Linked DNA regions of Homo sapiens: region 2 is linked to region 1. The links are chromatin contacts, found by Hi-C or POLR2A ChIA-PET in ENCODE. All regions are on one chromosome and are shown on one strand. Each heading gives the region's core, a stretch centred on a gene start or an enhancer-like site at or near the end of the contact. The rest is flanking DNA. Distances are from core to core; before and after follow the strand shown.

Region 1 (7,286 bases), core at 4,700-7,199:
AGAAACAAGTCTAAGAATCAAGGTCCCTCTAACTTTGTCCTGTTTCTCTTCCCCAAATACAGGGAGGGACTTTCTCTGGAATTTCCTGATATGACCAAGAAAGCTTCTTATCAAAAGAAGCACAATTGCCTTCGGTTACCTCATTATCTACTGCAGAAAAGAAGACGAGAATGCAACCATACCTAGATGGACTTTTCCACAAGCTAAAGCTGGCCTCTTGATCTCATTCAGATTCCAAAGAGAATCATTTACAAGTTAATTTCTGTCTCCTTGGTCCATTCCTTCTCTCTAATAATCATTTACTGTTCCTCAAAGAATTGTCTACATTACCCATCTCCTCTTTTGCCTCTGAGAAAGAGTATATAAGCTTCTGTACCCCACTGGGGGGTTGGGGTAATATTCTGTGGTCCTCAGCCCTGTACCTTAATAAATTTGTATGCCTTTTCTCTTATTAATCTTGTCAGTTGATTTTCAGTGAACTTTCAGAGGCCAAAAGGGAGGTTTTCTCTTGGCCCCTGCACCAGTAGCAGTTCCTGATATGCCTACAACCTTAACTAATGCTGGGTAGAACCATTTAAAGTAATCTAACTTTACTAATAAGGACTTGATTTCTTGTATATAGAAATAACTTTTCAAAAAGTTAATCAGTTGGTTAGTCAGCACAATACATTAACTATTTCCCCCACTGATTTGAGGAACTTATTATCATATACTGAATATATGAGCCACCGCACCCGGCCCATTTGGTGATTTTCTTGCTACTCTTTATTTTAATGAGTACCTTACAGCAGTGCTTGAAGTATTTTCAAAGTATTCCACTTAAATGTCATAAAGTAAATGAAGATAAACTTTTCATTAAAATACTTTAGAAATTTTTGCATTTATGTTGCAATAAAAGAAAACTTGCCATACACCTTTGGAAAACAAAAAAAAATTGATATGACTGGCTGTAACTTGCTGTAGCTGAATTCAGTATATGTTGTAAAGAGGGTAAGGTAGCATAGGTTAATTGAATACGTTAATCTAAGGGTAAATACAAATTAAAAATGAGAGGCTTAATTATCTGTTGAAAACAAAAGACTTCCCTTTCCTTTCCCATCACTTTCAAAATGTCTTTCTCTGTCCTTTTAAAATGTATGTAAATCCTTTTAATGGCTAAATAGGCCTTATAACTCAGAATATTTTCTCAATGCCTGGAGAGCCATCCCTTTGAAATGTTAATCATTAAAAAAGATAGTGGTCTGTCTCCCAGTTTCCAGCGAGAAAATGGGCTGAACTTTAGCTGTCACCTGACTTCGAATTGCAAAACCTATCCAATGTAGCCATACATAATAAGCAAGATTTCTTTCTGCTTTTGCAACCTCTTCATAAGGTTTCCTGTGATAAGCAACTCTCCCTGGTTTAATGCTTATTCAATAATAAAATTATTTCCTTTGTCTTCTTTGGGAGAAGATTTTAAAATTGTATTTCCCCAACATTAGTTAACAAGTATATTTCTCTACTTGAGCTTCTCACTAATCAGAAGCCTTTTTCTGTATCTGATTTCATGAGTTTTCGCATAGCAATTAGTGACAAGGATAGCAATGAATGGTAAAAGGTGGCAGAGCATGCCATCCCAAAATATGCCATTTTGGAATAAGAATTATTCTGAGATACAGGCAATTTTAAAAAGAGTAGGTACAAGAAAGGCACTTTGACCGTTCCCTTTTACCCCCTTAAAAGCAGGAATTAAAATTCCCCTGTGGAAGATGTCCTCCCTGTACCAAAAGGAAAAGAACATTTTCATCAAGGACAGGAAGTTGAAACCAAGAGAATTCTGTCCAAGCAGATCTTAAAATAATTCTTGTTTTCCTTTAGCCTTCCTACATAGTTACATTTCCACAATTTACTCCATTCAACCTACTATAAAAGCATTTAGGTTTTGCTACTTCTTTGGGGTCTATTATTAGAGCTCCCATGTCCCATGCCACATAAAATTTATATTAAATTTATATGGTTTTCTCCTCTTAATCTTATGTCAGTTTAATTATCAGGCCAGCCATAAAAACTCTTAAGAGGACAGAGGTAAAATTTTGCCTCCCCTACAAGGATATTTGAGTTTGTCAGACTCTTTAGTTTCTGAAATTGACGGTAAATTTAGTTCTGAAATAGTAAACATACACGCAGTATAACATTTTAAAAAAATGTTATGCTAATCAGTCTGTTTTCTAACAGGATAACTGACTATCAAGATAAACTTAGTTCAAATAGAGTAACTCTGAGTTCTCACATTCTTTCACATTACAAAACAAATCTGGCAGCAAACTTTGTCAGAGGCGTTTAAACCAGAGAAACTCCATCTTGAATAGGGGCTGGGTAAAATAAGGCTGAGGCCTACTGGGCTGCATTCCCAGAGGCTTAAGGCATTTGTAGTCACAGAATAGGTCAGCACAAAGTACAGGTCACAAAGACCTTGCTAATAAAAGCATGCGGTAAAGAAGCCAGCCAAAACCTACCAAAATCAAGATGGTGAGGAAATTGACCTCTGGTTATCCTCACTGCTCATTATACACTACTTATAATGCATTAGCATGCTAAAAGACACTCCTACCAGTGCCATGACCATTTACAGATGCCATGGCAACGTCGGAAAGTTACCCTATAGGGTCTAAAAGGGGGAGGAACTCTCAGTTGGGGAATTGCCCACCCCGTTCCCAGAAAACTCATGAAGAATCCACCCCTTGTTTAGCATGTAGTCAAGAAATAACTATAAATATCCTTAGAATAGAACAAAAGAACAATTTTCTTTACTTCTCTAATAAACTTGCTTTCACTGTACTCTATGGATTTGCCTTGAATTCTTTCTTGAGAAAGACCCAAGAACTCTCTCTTGGGGTCTGGATTGGGACCCCTTTCCAGTAACAGTTACACTTGCAAAGTACATCCTGTGTCCAACCACTGTATATTTAATTGTGAAATTTATTAAATATTAATTTAAATAAGTTGAAAGACCTTTAAAGACAGGGCAATTCAAAAATGAGTAAAATTATTGGGTTACACAGTATAAAAATCCATCAAAAAGCCAAATATTTTACTATTTGGGGGGCCTCTCAAGTACCTATTTTTGCTAGATATTGTCAGCACTTGTTTCTGTTCCAAAACATCGTATTTATACTAGGATTGGAAGTAGTTATATTTTAAGAACAAGAAACAGACACAGTAAAAGGTTATGAGATGTCAGTAGACTAAGTGCTAAAGAAATTCCAGATAGGAAGAGGAGGTATCTAGAGAAAAGGAGCTGAAAAGAAATGGGGTAGGTTGACCAAATTTTAGAGCAAGAGTTTTTAACCTGAGGTCCGTACTTATATGTCACAATGCCCCTAAGGAAAAAATTCAGCAATTGGAGGGTGTTGAAGGGGAAGTCTGTGAGTTTGGGTAGTAAAATATCTATTTTTAAAAACTTAACCTTGACTGAACTTGAACATTTCACTTTATTATGAATTTAGGCCACAAATCTCAGTACCTGTTACTTTGTAACCCAAAAGACATTAGATGTTTCATTTCTCATTACAATTGCTGAGTTATCGTGAAACATTTTTACTCCTCTAATTAGTAACAGCAATTAGGCTCACCAAATCATGTAATGTGTTAACTATATTAACAATATAACTATATAGTCTCATTTATCACTATGAAGTTTTAAAAATACTTTGATAACTGTAATTTAACTTTGTTTGGCATTTTATATACTTAAAACATCATTCTGAGATTTTCCATGTTACCAGACAGCCAAAAGTGTCTACAATACACAAGAAAAATGAGTTAACGTCTTCTTAAGATTACTTCAGAGTGGGCCGGGCGTGGTGGCTTACGCCGGTAATCCCAGCACTTTGGGAGGCCGAGGCCGGTGGATCACGAGGTCAGGACATCAAGACCATCCTGGCTAACACGGTGAAACCCCGTATCTACTAAAAATACAAAAAAGTAGCTGGGCATGGTGGCAGACGCCTGTAGCCCCAGCTACTCAGGAGGCTGAGGCAGGAGAATGGCGTGAACCCGGGAGGCGGAGCTTGCAGTGAGCCGAGATAGCGCCACTGCACTCCAGCCTGGGCGACAGAGCGAGACTCCGTCTCAAAAAAAAAAAAAAAATTACATCAGAGTTCAGTGAACAGAGGGAGGAGGCACAATTGTGCAATCTTGGCATGAGTATTCCTTATTTAGCTACAACACCAAAAGTTATTTGCACTACCGTAGTAAATAACCCTCCTTTACAGAAAACTGCCAGTCTTGCTAGGAGGCCTCAGTTTGTGTCAGGAACGCCCAATACCCTGTACTTTTCTAATAGTCATAAACATTTCTAATATTTCTAATGTACATTTCTAATACTCATCAACATTTGTTGAACCATATTATAATCCTCTATATATTTTCCCTCCTATCTGTGAGGCAGACATTTTAACAGTCTGTGTGCTAACACTTTACCTCAGATTTCTTCATGGGTTTTAAGGTTTATTATTAACTATCCTGTCAAGTTCTTCTAGGTAAGCAACTTGGGATATTAGGCCTTTCCAAATGAGCCATCTTTCTTGGGCTCCAGATAACGTCATCCCAGTATTTTACTCACTTCATTTTAAAGGAATACTTTGCAACATGCAGTAGGGTGGGTAAGAGAATGCTTCACAGCTATCCATCAGGAAAGATGTGAGTCTCTGACAGAGCCTTTGCAGGGAGGTGGACTATTGTGTCACAAAGTTCTTCAGCCTCGCTCTCGTGCAGCGGCGTCACCGCCGAGCTCTCGCAGGAGCGGCAGCTTGCTGATCAGCAGCTCGGAGTTCTGGTAGCGCCGAACGTCGCGCAGGGCCACTGTGCCGGGCACGTAGCGGCGGGACTTCTTCATGCCGCCCTGGCCCGCGTGGAACAGCTGTCTGCTAAATTCTAGCCCGGGCGATAACTCTTTTGGGCCAAAGTGCTTCAAGAACTCACGAAGCCACTGGTGCTCTGTGGACACACACTGATTAAGTTTAAAATTAAGTAATGGCCTAAGAGATTTGTTCACATCTTAACTTTTAAGCGTGGTAAAATCTGGACCACCTTCCCTCTAGTTTTTCTTTTAAATCTGCGGTGTTCGCTACACTGTTTTCAAAAAGATGGGTAATTTATGACTAGAGTCTTGTCCATGTCTCACTTTCTTTCACATGGAATAAATGTTAAGTTCTTTTAGAGAAGACGTGGGTGGCCCTGAAAAGAGCCGTTGGTTTGGACTCGATTTTACTTGAGCTGCCACAAACTAGTACAGATAGTTACTTGCCCTTCGCCTTGTGGTGGCTCTCAGTCTTTTTGGGCAGTAGCACGGCCTGAATGTTGGGCAGGACACCGCCCTGTGCGATGGTGACTTTGCCCAGCAGCTTGTTGAGCTCCTCGTCGTTGCGGATGGCCAGTTGGAGATGACGCGGGATGATGCGGGTCTTCTTGTTGTCGCGGGCCGCGTTGCCCGCCAGTTCCAGGATCTCGGCGGTCAGGTACTCCAGCACCGCTGCCAGATACACCGGCGCGCCGGCCCCGACCCGCTCGGCATAGTTGCCTTTGCGGAGCAGGCGGTGCACTCGGCCCACGGGGAACTGGAGACCGGCCCTAGAAGAGCGAGTCTTGGCCTTAGCGCGGGCTTTGCCTCCCTGCTTGCCACGTCCAGACATAGCGAGCGCAACTCACTACGAGCAACCACAAAGTGAACGGGAAAGGCGGCGCTTTTTATAAACACTATTGGGCGCGAAAAAGAAGACGTGTTGTTGGTTAGGGCTGCAGTTTAATTTCAACCAATAGTAGTGCGTCTTCTGGATTTGCGAATCCTGATTGGGCAGACCTGACCTCTGACGTTACCCTGAATAACTACCAATCAGACACAAGACTTCAACTCTTCACCTTATTTGCATAAGCGATTCTATATAAAAGCGCCTTGTCATACCCTGCTCACGCTGTTTTTCCTTTTCGTTGGCGCTTTATAGCTACACAGTGCTATGCCAGAGCCAGCGAAGTCTGCTCCCGCCCCGAAAAAGGGCTCCAAGAAGGCGGTGACTAAGGCGCAGAAGAAAGACGGCAAGAAGCGCAAGCGCAGCCGCAAGGAGAGCTATTCCATCTATGTGTACAAGGTTCTGAAGCAGGTCCACCCTGACACCGGCATTTCGTCCAAGGCCATGGGCATCATGAATTCGTTTGTGAACGACATTTTCGAGCGCATCGCAGGTGAGGCTTCCCGCCTGGCGCATTACAACAAGCGCTCGACCATCACCTCCAGGGAGATCCAGACGGCCGTGCGCCTGCTGCTGCCTGGGGAGTTGGCCAAGCACGCCGTGTCCGAGGGTACTAAGGCCGTCACCAAGTACACCAGCGCTAAGTAAACAGTGAGTTGGTTGCAAACTCTCAACCCTAACGGCTCTTTTAAGAGCCACCCATGTTCTCAAAGAAAGAGCTGGTGCTTGTATTCCTCCTCTGCTGGCCACTGACAAACCCTTGTAACTTGCTACTGTGTTTTTTGGTCTGAAGTAGAGCAGTTATTTAACTAATCCTTAGTGACTTTTTTTTTTTAGATCTGCCATTCTAATCTTAGAGTTAAGTAAGGAGATGGGAAATTTTCTATTATAAGTTCGAAACCAATTAAAATACGTTAGAAACCAATTAAAATACTCGTCGGTCCCCCGTCGGTTAGTGATTTGGAACAGTGCCAAGTTGCAGCGGTTGTCAGTTTGAATTTGCCCGGGCAACGCCCGCCCTTCCTCTGCATCCTGATTGGTTGTTGTATCCAGGAAGTCCACGGTCGGCTTGGGTGCGCCAAAGGAATCCAAACCCCGCCTTTATTTGGCCTTCCTTACAAACTCAGTAAACTGTCAGTTTCTCATTCTTTAGTATTTTATCGCTTTCGGGAAGGAGATTTATTTCTAATTAGTTTTCGTTGGATAGAGCGTTTTTTTTTTTAAAGGGACCCTTTATGGCAACATAATCAGTTTTTTTTTTTTTGAGAAGGAGACTTCCTCTGTCGCCCAGACTGGAGTGCGGTGGCGCGATCTCAGCTCACTGCAGCCTCCGCCTCCCGGGTTCCAGCGATTCTCCTGCTTCACCCTTCCGTGTAGCTGGGATTACAGGCATGCGCCACCATGCCCGGATAATTTTTGTATTTTTAGTAGAGATGGGGTTTCACCATGTTGGCTAGGCTGGTCTCGAACTGACTTCAGGTGATCCACTAGCCTCAGCCTTAAAGTGCTAGGATTACAGGCATGAGCCATCAAGCCCGGCTACAACGGAATTTGAATGCT
Region 2 (6,878 bases), core at 1,044-3,543, 4.6 Mb before region 1:
CTTGGAGGAGGTTGGTGACAGCTCTGGGGAGTGTCAGGGAGGGACCCACCTTCCAATCTGGGGTGTGAAGAGATTAGGGACTAGTTTACCAAGCCCAGGAAGGGGAGGGAGTGGAAAGAGAAGCCCAGAGAGGGAAAGAGGAGCTACTGAGATAGGAGAAATGCAGGGACAGGGAGGTGAGATGGAGGGAAACCTCTGTTGCAGGATTTGGGGGTACAGCCCTGGCTCTGCTGGATGGTTCCAGGAGAGGGCAGCGTTGCCTGTCACCTGGTAAATTAAGGCACGATACCCTGTGGGTAGTCATGCCAGCCAGCCAAAGTCAATATTGATATCAAGGCAGCTGTAGCTATAAAGCTGTAGGAGAGAAAAGAGAGGCCGGGAGAGGCTGCCAAACCTGTTTGATCTTCAAGCTGGCCCCATTTACCTAAGGCTTCTCTTGGACACAGACCAGTTGGAACAGGAGAGGACCCTGAGAAGTAGAGTTGTTTTGATCCCCTCCCCTCAATGGGAAGGGGTCCTGTGTGCAGATTTTGAGGGTCACCATGAGGGAATTCACACCCACACAGAGGCATGGAATCATACCCTTACAGGATGTTACAGTTCAAGGGAACGAACACCAAAGATAGCCTTTCTGTCGGGAGGAGAGAAAAAGGCCCTCCCACAAGCAGGAGAAAACCCACAGAAGAGGAAGCACAAGAGGAAACCACCAACTGCTGGTTTCCAGCAGCACATCACGTCACTCCACCCCACTCCTCCCCCAAGTCTCTCCCTTTCTTTAAGTTTCAAGCTCTGTTTTAGTTCTGTGTTCTTGCACTCCACCATGGTTTTCTGGAACTGTAGGTCTTTTGTTGGACAGAGGGTGATGAGGAGGATAGAGAAGGGATGGTTGGACAGGAGAGAAATTCAGGATATGGAGGCTGGAATTCTGGGTTTATTTTTTCAGCAGGTCATAAAGGTTTAATAGAAATCAAGGTTACTGGAGAGAGAGCTGCTCCTCCTATGTCCTCCCTGCTTATTTATTTAGGTGTCCCCAAGGACTCTACTCCCACTATTCTGTCTGATCTTTCTTTATCCCCATGACAGGACCAGCTAACAACACCCCTACCCCACCCCCTATACACATACTTCAGGATCGGGCCATGATAATCCCACCCCTCTGCCCCATCTCCAAGGCAACCTGTCAGTGAGACGAGGACAAAGGGCACAGGAAGGGGCCCCAATAGGAAACATAAGTGGAAGCACAAAGCTGACCAAGCTACAGGAACAGACCCCTCCCTGCAACAAAGCCCCTTGCCTCGGCTTTATGTTTCCTTCGCAAAAGACTTCGTCATCTCCCTTCCCATCCCTAACTCTACTTTCTTTTTCTTTTCTTCTTCTTCTTTTTTTTTTTTTTTTTTTGAGATGGAGTTTCGCTCTTATTGCCCAGGCTGGAGTGCAATGGCACCATCTCAGCTCACTGCAACCTTCACCTCCCGGGTTCAATTGATTCTCCTGCCTCAGCCTCCCAAGTAGCTGGGATTACAGGTGCCCACCACCCCGCCTGGCAAATTTTTGTATTTTTAGTAGAGACAGGGTTTCACCATGTTGGCCAGTCTGGTCTTGACTCCCTGACCTCAGGTGATCCACCCCCCTTGGCCTCCTAAAGTGTTGGGATTACAGGCGTGAGCCACCTCACCCGGCCCCTAACTCTATTTCCTATGCCCAATCCCAAGTGTAGGCCACAAGGACTGCAAGTCCTAGTGCTGAGCTGGGCCCGGAGACAGTAGACTGCGGGGGGCACAGGACCTACTGAGACACCAGTCTGGGCAGCTCAGGGAGTGCTGGCGTCACCCCTTCCCTAATCCCAGGCTGCATGGCTAACGGTTCCTATCTGCAGTCCCAGCCTTCCACTTCCGAGTTCTTCTCTCAGACCACAGTCCCAGCAACCCAGAATTTGGATTGGAGTCTGGAAGAAATGCAGAATGATTAAACGACCACCTTTCCATTTGAAGTCCCCATCCCTGAATCTTCACGGGTGTGCCCAAGCTGTTAGTGTCAAGTTTTTTATATGAGGGTCAGTCGGGTTGTACTCAGATTAATGAAGCAGGGAAACTGAGGCAGAAAAGAGTCCTGTGTTCAGGAGAGGTCGGAGAAACAAGGAGGTTTTCAGGACTCCTCCTTAACACCCCCATCCCCATCCTGTGGGAGATCCGAGGATTCCCCTTCCGGACTCACTCCCTACATCGTCGAGTCCCGCCCCCCTCCAGTCCCCTCCCCAGGTTCAGGGCGGGGCCGGTCGGTGAGTCAGCGGCTCTCTGATCCAGCCCGGGAGAGGACCGAGCTGGAGGAGCTGGGTGTGGGGTGCGTTGGGCTGGTGGGGAGGCCTAGTTTGGGTGCAAGTAGGTCTGATTGAGCTTGTGTTGTGCTGAAGGGACAGCCCTGGGTCTAGGGGAGAGAGTCCCTGAGTGTGAGACCCGCCTTCCCCGGTCCCAGCCCCTCCCAGTTCCCCCAGGGACGGCCACTTCCTGGTCCCCGACGCAACCATGGCTGAAGAACAACCGCAGGTCGAATTGTTCGTGAAGGTAAGAACACTTCTCTCCTCAGCCACCCAAATTCCTGGAAGCCAACTCTCACCTTTCCCCCGGTCCAGCCTTAACTCCCCAATCCCTTCCCTCCTTGACTCCCACCCCCAATCCCACGTGCACTCTTTGGTTGAGGGGTGGTTTTGAGAGGGGAAGACATTAACTTGTTAGCAAGTAATGAGAATTCTAGGATCAACCCTGAAAAGTTTGTAAAAGTGCAAGTTTCTAGCAGACTAAAGGAAGGGAAGTGGAGAAAAAGGAGAATTCCCAAAAGTGAGACTGGGGTGGGGTTAGAGGGCGAGCTGGTGAAGGGACAGTGGGGGCCCAGCAGGGTTTAGAAGGGACAGAGGGGAACCTCAGTTAGGACATGTGTCCCTACAAGATCTGAGGGTGAGTAGTGCAGTAGGAGAGGTGTGTGTGTGTGTGTGTGTGTGTGTGTGTGTGTGTGTGTGTGGATGGAGACGCTTCAGGGAAGACGGTGTGTTGAGGGAGGCCTGAGAGTGAGAGCAAGTAAATTGGGAAGCTTTGGAGGGGCGGAACAAAACAGGAGACTGGGATCGGAGTTTGAAAAGCAGAGCTGGAGAGGTGATCGGGTGGCATTGAATATCCCCAGGACTGGGGAAAGGGACAGAAGGGGAGGTGGCAAGAAGACGTGAGTTTAACGTAGCTACCACAAGGATGGGTGGGAGAGAGATCAGACGGAGGAGAAGAGCTCGGTTAGGGCATTTTGGGATTTGGGGGTTGGAGAAGTAGAAGACTTGCCCCAACTCTCTCCTCTCTCTGCGGGTGTGGGTAAGGAGAGATGGTCCTATGGCATTTGGGTAGCAAAACTGCAGGCAGCAGGCTTCTCGGTGTCACCCAGCCCCCCTCTGATTGCAGCGGCCGCTCCCCTCCCTACCGCTGCTGCATTCATTTCCCAGTCTTGGGACCTCCTGGCTGTGCCCCTCCCTCCCTTCCTTAACAGTGTCCTCTTCTCCCCGCTCCGTTTGTGTCTCTCCGTTGGCACGCACGTCTCCCCACTCTCCACTTTCCTGCCGCCTTTCTTTCCCCTTCCCCCCTTTTGTTTCTCTCATCTTTGTGTGTCTCTGCCTGTGTCTCCCTCTCCCTTCTGCTTGGGTTTCTCGGGCAGCCATTCCCTCTCCCTGGGCCCAGGGAAGTCGGAGCCTGCTTGGGTCCGCCCCCTTAGGTGTGGTCCCCACCTCACTCTCACATTCGCCTCCGGGGCTATTTTTACTCGTGGGTGAGGCTGTGCCGCAGAGATTCCGGCCCTGTGTCCTGTGAGAGGATGGTTATTGCAGTCAGAGGACTTGTGCTGGGAGACCCTGGCAGCAGGTTAGGGGTAGCCTTAGCTGCCCAGGCCTCATCCTCACTGTCCCTTCCCCCACATCCTTGACAGGAAGGAAGCCGGAGACAGAGAGATGAATCACCCTCAGCTTAGGGGGAGGTGTCCCTTGGGCCAATGAGGTCACCACTTGCTAATTAGAGGGCAGCCCCTCTCTGTAGGGCCCTCCACATCTCTAGCGCGAGGCCCAGGGCCCCTTGACTAGACTCCCCACCCAAAGACACCTTGGATTGGAGGTGTAGAGAACCAAAACTCTGGCTCCCAAACCCCACCCACCTCTCCTGTCTTCAGACTCTACTCCCTTCAGGAACCCAGAAATCCAGGCTTCTAGCCTACAACTCTGGCCTCACTGAAGTTCCACACCCTTCCCTCTCTAGGATTCAGATCCTCCCAAGTTCTCCAGGACCTCCTCCCTCTACCTACCTCCCACCTGTCCTCAGTGTCTGGGGAACCAGAAGCCTGCCTTTGCAAAACAGTTTCCCATTGATCTGCCTTAGGTTTGACCCAGGCCCAAGGGCAAAGAGCCCATAGTGAGGGGACAGTGTATGTGTCATGACTAGGCAGAAAACAGCTGGTCTGGGAGTGGGAATGCAGGGACTGGCCTAGGGATGGGTGGGGTGCATCAGGCATAACCTTGGGTTGGGGTTACTTTTCAGGCTGGCAGTGATGGGGCCAAGATTGGGAACTGCCCATTCTCCCAGAGACTGTTCATGGTACTGTGGCTCAAGGGAGTCACCTTCAATGTTACCACCGTTGACACCAAAAGGTAGGCCTGCTTATGTTCCTTGAAACACCCCTGGTGTACACATGTGTGCAAACACACACCCACCCGAGTCCTTCTGTCATGAACATTTTTGCCCTCCCCCTGGAGTCCCTTTCTTATCCCACGTCCTCCATTCCCCCTTTCTGGTTCTTCCTGACCCCCATTTCCAGTCCTGATTCCTGATCCTTTCTCCAGGCGGACCGAGACAGTGCAGAAGCTGTGCCCAGGGGGGCAGCTCCCATTCCTGCTGTATGGCACTGAAGTGCACACAGACACCAACAAGATTGAGGAATTTCTGGAGGCAGTGCTGTGCCCTCCCAGGTATAGGGGCACTCAGAAAGTGGAGAGGTGGAGCAGGGAGATTCTGGGAAACAGACAGTTTGCAGAAATGGAAAACAGAGATGGTGGTGGGGCTGGGGCAGGAGAGCTAGCTGAGGTTCCTCCCAGGAAGACATCTTACCTCATTTTTCCCATTGGCTTTCAGGTACCCCAAGCTGGCAGCTCTGAACCCTGAGTCCAACACAGCTGGGCTGGACATATTTGCCAAATTTTCTGCCTACATCAAGAATTCAAACCCAGCACTCAATGACAGTGAGTCTTGTGGGTCAGAGGCCTGGGTCCTGGGAGGAATAGAGAGGACCCAGCGGGTAGGAGACATTAGGGGCACCTGGACGTTCAGATATCAGGGAGATGAAGCAGATGTTCGTAAATTTCCCCCAGCTTCCCATTTTTGCTTTACCTCTATATTTCCCTGCATTTTCATTGGCCAAGACTTTTAAGCTTTTCTCATTTGTTCCCTAGCCTCTTCTGCCCCACTGAGGACGTTAGTTGGCTGCTGGCCTGTTTTCTGGCAGAATAGGGTCATGCTTAAGAACAGTCATCACTCTAGATCCAGACTACCTGAGTACAAATCCAACTAGCCGTATAATTTTGAGCAATCATTTCACCTCTCTGTAAGTCCATTTCCAGATCCACAAAATTAGGATGACAATACCTATTTCATGGGTTGATATAAATTTTTTTTTTTCTTTTTTTTTGAGATGGAGTCTCGTTCTGTCGCCCAGGCTGGAGTGCAGTGGTGCAATCAGCTCACTGCAACCTCTGCCTGCCGGGTTCAAGCAATTCTCCTGCCTCAGCCTCCTGAGTAGCTGGGATTACAGACGTGCATCACCACGCCCAGCTAATTTTTGTATTTTTAGTAGAGACAGGGTTTCACCATGTTGGCCAGGCTGGTCTTGAACTCCCGACCTCAGGTGATCCACCTGCCTCGGCCTCCCAAAGTGCTGGGATTACAGGAGTGAGCCACTGCACCCGGCGATATAAATGAGTTTGTAAAATGTAAAGTGTTCACTTTGGGAGGCCGAGGCTAGCGCACCACCTGAGGTTAGGAGTTGGAGACCAGCCTGGCCAACATGACTGGTCTCTACTGAAAAAAATACAAAAATTAGCCAGTTGTGGTGGCAGGCACCTGTAATCCCAGCTACTCAGGAGGCTGAGGCAGGAGAATCATTTGAATCTAGGAGGCAGAGGTTGCAGTGAGCCGGGATCATGCCACTGCACTCCAGCCTGGGCAACGGAGCAAGACTCCGTCTAACATAAAATAAAATGTAAAGTGCTTAGAATAACACATAGAAAAGTAACTACATGAGTGTTAGCTATTATTATTTTGGACTCACCATTAGTATCCACCCCCAACGGGCCTTTTCGGACTATGTCAATCTTTTCCTGAAGTTCTAATCAGTTCCCTCTCTTGCACAGATCTGGAGAAGGGACTCCTGAAAGCCCTGAAGGTTTTAGACAATTACTTAACATCCCCCCTCCCAGAAGAAGTGGATGAAACCAGTGCTGAAGATGAAGGTGTCTCTCAGAGGAAGTTTTTGGATGGCAACGAGCTCACCCTGGCTGACTGCAACCTGTTGCCAAAGTTACACATAGTACAGGTGTGTGGTTATTGCGGGAGGAGAGGATGACCACTGGAGTGGCCCTTTAAGGAGCTCCCACATGGGCTTCCCCTGACAACCACTCTAAAGACGATTTCTTTCTTAGGGTGGTTTTCATAAATTGCTACCAATGGCAGACCCCACCCCAGTCCTTTGCAGCAGTCATTGCTAACAAGACCACTGCTTGAGATAATTATATTCCATGATGTAAGTCATGGGTGCAAACAGACTAGCAAAGAGGAATACATCCCAGTATTACTTTTGAAGAATGC

The links. A loop is a pair of places that touch in the nucleus more often than their neighbours do. ChIA-PET counts read pairs that join two places held with the same protein, here RNA polymerase II (POLR2A). Pooled maps may share reads with other maps.
Region 2: a loop to region 1 is called in a pooled map, with 4 times the contacts of the local background. The contact joins the promoter of CLIC1 here to the promoter of H2BC11 in region 1. A Hi-C loop is called at or near these places in 2 of 50 pooled maps. POLR2A ChIA-PET finds 5 or more read pairs at or near these places in 2 of 52 experiments (Panc1 and T-cell).

Annotation. Positions count from the first base shown.
Region 1 is chr6:27,131,458-27,138,743 of GRCh38, reverse strand. H2BC11 (H2B clustered histone 11) reads left to right here and starts at 5,949. Exons shown (of 1, transcript NM_021058.4): 1 at 5,949-6,428. The coding sequence starts at 5,994. The coding sequence ends at 6,374. It overlaps H2AC11 (H2A clustered histone 11), which reads right to left and starts at 5,701. Exons shown (of 1, transcript NM_021064.5): 1 at 5,209-5,701. The coding sequence starts at 5,672. The coding sequence ends at 5,280. It also overlaps a transcript of H2BC12 not described here. RefSeq lists enhancers at 5,019-5,534, 5,230-5,569, 5,535-6,048, 6,180-6,249, 6,260-6,329 and 1 more.
Region 2 is chr6:31,731,945-31,738,822 of GRCh38, reverse strand. It overlaps CLIC1 (chloride intracellular channel 1), which reads left to right and starts at 2,293. Exons shown (of 6, transcript NM_001288.6): 1 at 2,293-2,561; 2 at 4,560-4,669; 3 at 4,862-4,987; 4 at 5,151-5,257; 5 at 6,425-6,606. The coding sequence starts at 2,523. RefSeq lists enhancers at 1,218-2,092, 3,817-4,111, 3,786-4,985.